Regions from separate parts of the Homo sapiens genome. Here regions 2 and 3 are each linked to region 1. A link is a loop called in an ENCODE intact Hi-C map of the cell type or tissue named here. Cell type or tissue: dorsolateral prefrontal cortex. All regions are shown on one strand.

What was found. A loop is a pair of places that touch in the nucleus more often than their neighbours do. Peaks named below come from ENCODE experiments on the same cell type or tissue, not always from the same donor. Only the 100,000 strongest peaks of a DNase experiment are listed, where the experiment ranks them.
Region 2: a loop joins it to region 1, with 4 times the contacts of the local background. A loop is called at or near these places in 2 of 110 quality-filtered maps.
Region 3: a loop joins it to region 1, with 3 times the contacts of the local background. A loop is called at or near these places in 15 of 110 quality-filtered maps.

The regions. Positions count from the first base shown.
Region 1 is chr9:36,797,229-36,799,728 of GRCh38, forward strand. All of the region lies in intron 2 of LOC105376030 (a long non-coding RNA gene), which reads left to right. Among named protein-coding and RNA genes, the nearest start is that of MIR4475, 25 kb to the right of the region's middle. RefSeq lists a silencer at 1,106-1,305. In dorsolateral prefrontal cortex, CTCF peaks have their summits at 1,227 (motif pointing right) and 1,426; a DNase peak (open chromatin) is centred at 1,257; H3K27ac peaks cover 1,815 bases.
Region 2 is chr9:37,328,830-37,331,329 of GRCh38, forward strand. All of the region lies in intron 6 of ZCCHC7 (zinc finger CCHC-type containing 7), which reads left to right. Among named protein-coding and RNA genes, the nearest start is that of LINC01627, 65 kb to the right of the region's middle. In dorsolateral prefrontal cortex, a CTCF peak has its summit at 951; no DNase peak of the experiment used is centred here.
Region 3 is chr9:36,866,092-36,868,591 of GRCh38, forward strand. The region is part of intron 8 of PAX5 (paired box 5); the gene reads right to left. Among named protein-coding and RNA genes, the nearest start is that of MIR4540, 3.0 kb to the left of the region's middle. RefSeq lists an enhancer at 1,849-2,500. In dorsolateral prefrontal cortex, no CTCF peak of the experiment used is centred here; no DNase peak of the experiment used is centred here; H3K4me3 peaks cover 483 bases.

The DNA of each region.
Region 1 (2,500 bases):
GCTGGGGTCTGCTGATTCCCAAAGCTCTGGAGGAAGCTCCACCAGGAAGTGACAGATGACGCTGCTGCTCACATTTTATTGGCTAAGGCAAGTCACACGACCGCATCAAACTTGAAGGTAGTGGGGAAATGCAACCCTACTAGGTGCCTGAAAGACAACTGGAAATGTTTGGTGAACAGGAAAAAGCCACCATATCACCTGCTGGTGTGGTTTAGGGATAGAATGAGTTCATGTACTTCAGGTACTCAAAATGGTGCCAAAGGCCCAGTAATCTCTGCATGGGTATTAGCTAGGAACACCACTGCTGTTTCTCTTATTTGGTTTAAAGATGAGGAAACACAGCATGAGAGGCCGAGTAATTTGCCCAAGTTACTGCCCAGGGGCTACCCAGAGGTTGCCCTTCTAACTGGCACACTCTACCAGCCCACTCCGAGTCGCAGGCCATCCTGAGAGCCGAGGCTGGGTCAGGACAGACACGATGTGCCCTCGGTGACTTTGAGGACTCCCATTCTACTGGGGGAAGAGAAGGGACCCTATCATCTAGTGAGTGCCACACAGAGGATCTTACGGAATTCTCACAACAGCCCCAAGGTAGGGATTATCATTCCCATGGGTGGGATGGGAAAACTGAGGCTCAGAAAGGTAAAGTGACTTGCCCCAAACCAAAGGCTAGTTGGAGGTGGAGCCAGGGTTCACATCCCGCCTGTCGGGCTCACTGTTGGTGGGGCTCCCTGCACGCACCCCTGTGCCTGTGGAGGAGGCACAGACAGAGGCACACAATGGTGAACGGCTTCGTGGACGCTTTCCTTACGGACAGAGGGGACTCAAGGGTCAATTCCGGAATGAACGAGCCCGCTTTCTACTCCCAAAGAGGAGCCAGGGGTGTGTGTGTGTGTGTGAGAGAGAGAGAGAGACAGACAGAGAGAGAAGAGAGGCCCCCTCATGAATCATCAGGCAGGCTTCAGGGAGGAGGTGGTATTTGCCCTGGACTTTCTAGACTGGCGTACGTGAAAATAGGGAAGGAAGGGTAGGACTTCTGTTCAGGGTGTTTGGAAGAGCCAGAGTATGAGCTGGACAGGGGTGAGCAAGAGTGAGGTTGGGGTCAGTCCTGACTACAGCAGCATTACCACCAATGATTGTACAGGCCAACATTGGGCCGCCATCTACATCATATTGTAGAATGGAATGTTTATCATGACATTCCGGCAGATGGCAGCAAATATCTGGAGGAACTGGGGCTGGCCATCTCTACCCCCACACCTGCTCTCACCCTTCTCCCTGTTGCTCTGTGCCCTGGAAGGCCAGTGTCTATGGGATCTCTGTTCTTGGGCAGAGAAGCCAAGGGGAAGCACCGGCAGGAGGCAGGAGGTGGTGGAGAGAGGCTTGAGTATTTATTCCTTTTTTCCCTCCCTGTTGGCTTGGCAGTGGCTGTGCTTGTCTGTCAAAATCTCCCCAGCTGCAGCCCTAGTGGGATTTCATAACTGCTTTCTTCTGTGGTCCCTTTGGGTCTAAGGGCGGTAACAGCTCCCCTCTGTTGCTAGGGTATTTCACCACCTTTTGCTAGTTTTTCTTAGCCATGACCACACCTTCATAAATAATGTCTTCGGTAAACTCTCCAATCACCCCTTCTGAGTGAGCCATCTGTGTCCTTCCAAACCCTGACAATTCAAGGGCTCTTTCATAATTTACACAACGATCTTCTTTATGCCAGCAGCAGCTTCAGAAACCTCCTGGCATTCTCTAGGCATTCTGTAGGCATTTGGGGAGTTGTTCTGAGCAGGTCAGGAAATAACCCCAACTCCATCTCTCATGGGGTGGCTGAAGCAAGCAAAGGTGCAGAGAACAGGGCAGAGGCAGCACGGTGAGAACTTTTGCCTTTTTTCAACACTTCTGGCACTGACCAGGATCCTGATGAATATTTGTCGTGCTGAGATCCATTGAATTCTGCGAGGCGGGGCAGGAGAGGCGGGGCCTTGGGGGACCAGCAAGGGCTGCTCCCTGCCCTCACCTGCAGGATGGTGTTTTTGCCTCAGTTTCCCCCCTTAGATTGTGAGTGCTCCAAGGCAAGGCTTGATCTCTCAAATCTCTGTCTCCTCCAGCCCAGCCTGTTGGGAGAGCACTGGAAAGTAGCTGGTGGGTGACCTGAGCTAGTTGAGCTGGTTTGAGCTGACCTGCAAACTTCCTTTCTGTGGACCCCTGGTTTCCACTGGAAGGTTCACCTGCCCATATCAGAAAAAGCCTGACTTTAAAGGATTTTAGAAAACCCCATTTTATTCTTTTTCAAAACGTACGGCAAGTAATCAAGAACATTCCTCCTGAGTCCAGTGCTATTTCCTCTCCAGTTCACTGCCCCTCAAGCCAAATCCCAAGTCTGCTTTAATGAATATAGAAAACTCACTTGTCATTAGTTGGACAAAAGCTAATGGACTGGAGTCCTTGAGGACAGTGGGTCTCTTGAGCAAATTAAACACTCCCCTTGCAATCTTGAAGTCAATGTTAA
Region 2 (2,500 bases), 530 kb after region 1:
TTTTCACATTTTGTGATTACCATTTAATTTTTTTAAAGATTTTCAGTAGAAAGCTGTAACTCCTCAACTATTCCTCAAATCTCAAATTAGGATTTGTTAAAAACTTAAGTGTTATACCCAAAAATATATACATACCCATGTATGTTACACATATATATTACAAATGTAATTCATCTGAATACATTGTTTGTGCTTATGTAGCAGTTTTTTTATCCTATCATAATATAGTGAAATCATTACAGCCTAAACTTAATTAGAATCTAATTATATGTTATACTTTTCAAGATGACAGAGCTACTCTTTGTAACTGTATAAAGTAATATCCTTATAGATTTGACATTGCATTTATTTTAGCTTTTCCCCTAATTTAAACAATTCCAATCTTGAAGTGTAGGAAGTATGATTTTAAAGCTGCTCTTTTGATTATTTACACCTGTGTTCGTTTATATACCTATAGTTAAAGGGTAAAAATTTGTTTCAATGTAACAGAAATATTTGAAGGTTTGCTTAATATTTTAGCTGTTCAGAAACATAAATTTTAAAAAGAATCATTAGGAAAAAATAATACAAAATAAATTTACTTTTTAAGGAATTACAATATATTCTATTTATAGGTATAACAAATTCAATTTGAAAACTTTGTTTGTTCCAATCTGGAATCCTGGTTAATTTTTTAAAATAATATTGAAGTTGCCATCACAGTTTATAAATTATCAAGTTGAAATTAATAATGAGTTTACTATGCAAGTATAAATATAAAACTAGCATGTTTATGAACTTGTGCATATATCAGTGTCTCTAAAATAAAATAGTTAAGTAATTATTTAAATTATCAGTATATGGACAATATCCAAATGTATGCAATGAAGCAATATTCAGTCTTGAATAAAAACAAGATGCATGATGATTTTAGTCATCTTCAGCTCTTTTACTAGGCGATGGACTGCCATCTATTGACTCCTAGTAGCCCTCACACATGAATGTTGAGTCAATCAGCGCAGTGACCAAGTAATGAAGCCTCAGTTAGAATTGTTACTACTTATTCATTTAAACCAGTCTGCTTAAAACTCTGGAGCTTTCTACACTTAAGCATTGATTAATTACTTTTTCTAACCAAAATTGTCATATTTCTTACCCCAAATGATGGCAAAGATGATTAGTATCCAGTTTGGAGATGTTTATATTTGGGAGCTTTACAGTTGCTTTTATCTGCCTCCCAACTAGAGGGTCATTTACAGAACGACTTAAATTTTAACAGTAAATTAATGTTTATCCAGGAGTCGTTTTCTTTAAAAACCAAAAAAGTCTATAGGTTAAACAGAATATTGTTTCTCAAACACATAAGAAAGGTGGTGTAGTTGATTGTTACAAGTGGACTTTTGAAATATTCCAAATAAAAAATTCCTTAAAACACTTTCAGAACTAAGAAGAAAGTTATAGAAGTGTTCACTATTTTCAACAATTTCAAGAAAAATAAAATGAAATATCTTCAACAACCTGTATATGAATATAATAGCTTTTTAATCAGCTAGACTCGACTACATTAATAAAAGCTAAAGACCATCATTCTAAAGGGTTCATGCTAATAAAACTAAAAAGACTACATATACACAAACATCCATATTATAACAACCATCTGGTGACACCATCTTTCTATGTTTTAATGATTCTATAATTATATAATTTAATGTCTTTATCAATTTGGAGACCATGAAAAAAAGAAAAAAATATTGTTTTTACTTAACAAGTACATAATTTCCTCAAATAGTTAATATTTTTACCTCCTTCAAAAATGTTTAGAATGCTTTTAAATGTTTAATAATATAGCTAAAATATAACTTCTTGTATTTTCATTTCTGCTACATTTTCAGATTTTTGTAGAGCCTGACTTTTAATGTTCTTTTTCATCTTTCAAATAACTCATTCTAGATAAAAATTTCCCCCTTTATTCGAGAAAGAATGTCCCTTCCCCCACCCCCTGTCATTTCTACTCTCATTTATATTAAAAATCCTAGGCCAATATGGCCACCAACAGAGTTTTACAACCAACAGAATTTTTAACTAGTAGAGGCTATGATTTGACATGAGTTGGACATTTGGTTAATCTTGTTTTTAATCTACTTACTTTAAAAAGTAACCAGGAGTTTGCTATTTGAGGGCTGTATGTGTTAAGAATCGAAAAGGACAATGCATCTTTTATGTTTAATTTTGCATTTGATTTCTTTGTGTGCATTGTTAAAATGTATTTCAACCCTACTGCCTTTTATTTTAACTGAAGGTTTAAGCAGGAAGCAAATGTAACTGTTTTAGAAGAATTAAGCCTTAATTGTTTTTTTATATATAATGTTTTGAATGCCTAGAATTCACACTTCAAAAAATAGACTATTTGTTATCCGGGAAATGGGGAAGAGTAGAGAAATGAGTGTGCTTGACTTCCTTTCTGGCCTAAGAAAGGCTTATGGCCACAGTTTGTCAGGGTATATCTTATAAACCATAAGTA
Region 3 (2,500 bases), 69 kb after region 1:
GTGGGGAATAAATCATCAATTATGGAGGAAACCAGCGGCTAGGAAGGTCTGCTCCTGGTGGCTGAAGAAGCGCGGGCGGGCCGGGCCTCACCAGGGAGCGTTCGAGGCAGAGGCCTAAATAGAAGCCAAGACTTCAGAACCTCAGTTGGGGTCGTGGTCAGATTTTTCTATCTGTCTGACTTTCTAACTGGGTCACAGCTTCCAGAGGGAAACTGAACCCAGGAACAGAAAACAATCATTTCTTTGTGTCTGGCTACCTGACTCTGGGTAGGGGAGCTGTGCCCCGGCGTACCTGCAGGTCTCAGACCAACCTCGGCCAGACCTGGGGAGCCCACCGTTGCCTGGATCCACTGAGGCACAGAAGCCTGAGACTTAAGAGAAGATGTTTTTGTAGCTGGCCAGGTCCCAGGGCCTGGGAGAGGATCTGCATTCAGGAAGAGCACAACAAAAGTTGGGGTGAAGGTGGGGGTCTCGATTTGTGTTGCTGTAGAAGCCAGGGCATCCAGGAACCGTCCTTTTTATACCAGTTCTGCACAAGGACAGGAGACAAAATAGCTTCTTTTTTATTGCTTCGGTGAGGAACTGAGGGGGGTGGGGACAATAGGGCAGAAAGAGGGCCACCTGGCTCCCCCTCTGACTTGCCATATGACTTTGAACAAGTCCTTTCCTCATCCTCATCTGCACAGCCCTGGGTTGATTTCTAAGGTTGAGTCCAGCCCTGTCCATCAGTGATGGACGGAAAAGCAGCTACAGAACACACAACGGCCTCTCCGTTGAACACACAACACGCTCCACACAGGCACAGCCCAATCTACACAGGGCTAACAGCCTTCAAAGCTTCTCCTGCAGAGCAGATTTCTCCAAAGCCAAAGGCAAGGCCCTCGGCTAGGGCCTCTGTTGAATCAATGTCTTTGCCGCTGCCCCCAGTGGCCAGCTCTACAGCCTACAAAATGTCCTGGATGGGGTGGTGGGGGGGGGGCCTTGGTTGGTCTCCTGCTTCCCAAGGCTAGATTCCAATTTCTTTGCATTTGTTTTTCCAAATGTGTCTGGCTCGTTCCTGGGGAGTTCTTCTCTACCCAGGAACCCCACACCCGCAGTGCCCATGGAAAAGCTATTCATTCACAAAGGTCCAGTGCAAAGTTGTAGGGGCTATGGGAAACTGCTTCAACCCAAGACTCTTCGGTATACACCTGGTGTCCCCGCTTAGACCTGCTCGTGCCACACCCTTCTTTTGCATCACACAATGAAAGCAATTTCTGGGCTGTAACACAGTGTTTCTAAGAGTCACACTCCAAATTGGCAAAATCCTTCCCTTGTCATCTAGACTGAACCACTTGCTAGCAAACCATTTAAGCCTCAGTTTTCACCTCTGTAAAAGGGGCTACCGTGAGGCTCCACTGCAATTATACATGAAAGGGGCACATGAATAGCAAAGCTCCGTCCAGGTGGGGGTTCGTCTTCTTAGCAGCATTGTGAACAAGACCCCACGATGGCCACAGCGGTCAGAAACCCTGCCCTGGCAGGACAATGCCCAAGGCATTTTTGGCCTGGGATTGCTCTTCAGGCGAAGGGTATGGTAACACAGTTGTCATTTCACATTTTTCCTTCCTCCCTCTTTTATCTCTCTTTCTCTTTTCCACTCCTTCTCTCTTCCTTTCTTTCTTTCTTTCAGCCCTGGATTTAAGTCTCCCTGTTTCGGGCCCTTTATTTGTGCCCGTTGCACATAGACTCCTTATAAAGAAAATTCATTTGTTCAGGGTCACCGCATGGTTTTTCATTAAAAACAAATTACCCGCATTCAGGGAGGACATCTGGGCTTCGCGGGTCCCATTAATGACTATATTTCCAGCCTCCCAGCCTGGTTGGGCTCCCCTTGCCTGTCACCCCGCGTTCCCGGCCCCGGGAGGACAATGAGAGTGACAGTCAAGTGAAAGGGAAAACATGAGGGATGAGGGCGAGAGGCAAGTCCCCCGAGAGGGGAAGGAGGGAAAAGTGAAAAAAATAAATAACTCAAACAGAGGGTAACAAGGGCCATTGTCTCAGCGTCTTCCTGCTAGAAGCCAGAGCAAATATTGGAAGAAGGACTGGGGGCGTGCCAGTAGCACTCAAGCCCTGTTTAATTACACAGTCCGACCCTAACTTGCCCTGGACTCTGGACCGGGCAAGATGGGGAGGGGCATGTGCTGTATTCAGATAAATCCCACCCACAGCTACTGAGCACCTACTGCAGGCAGCACCTACTGCAGGCAGGGCCAGGATCTGAGAGGAATTCCGGGCAGCCCTGACCTCAGACGCAGCCAGGAGACGGGCGCACGGGGTCTCTATGGCAGACCATGGGCAGTGCCCGGGGGGTGCACACAGTGGGGAGATGAGGGACTGCGGTGGGGGGCTTCCTGTAAGAGAGAGCCTTAAATTTGGGTCTAGGAACATGTGTCAAACACAGACAGGTGAGGATGGGGAGGGAGAAAGGAATATACCAGAATTCCAAGTGTGAGCTCCG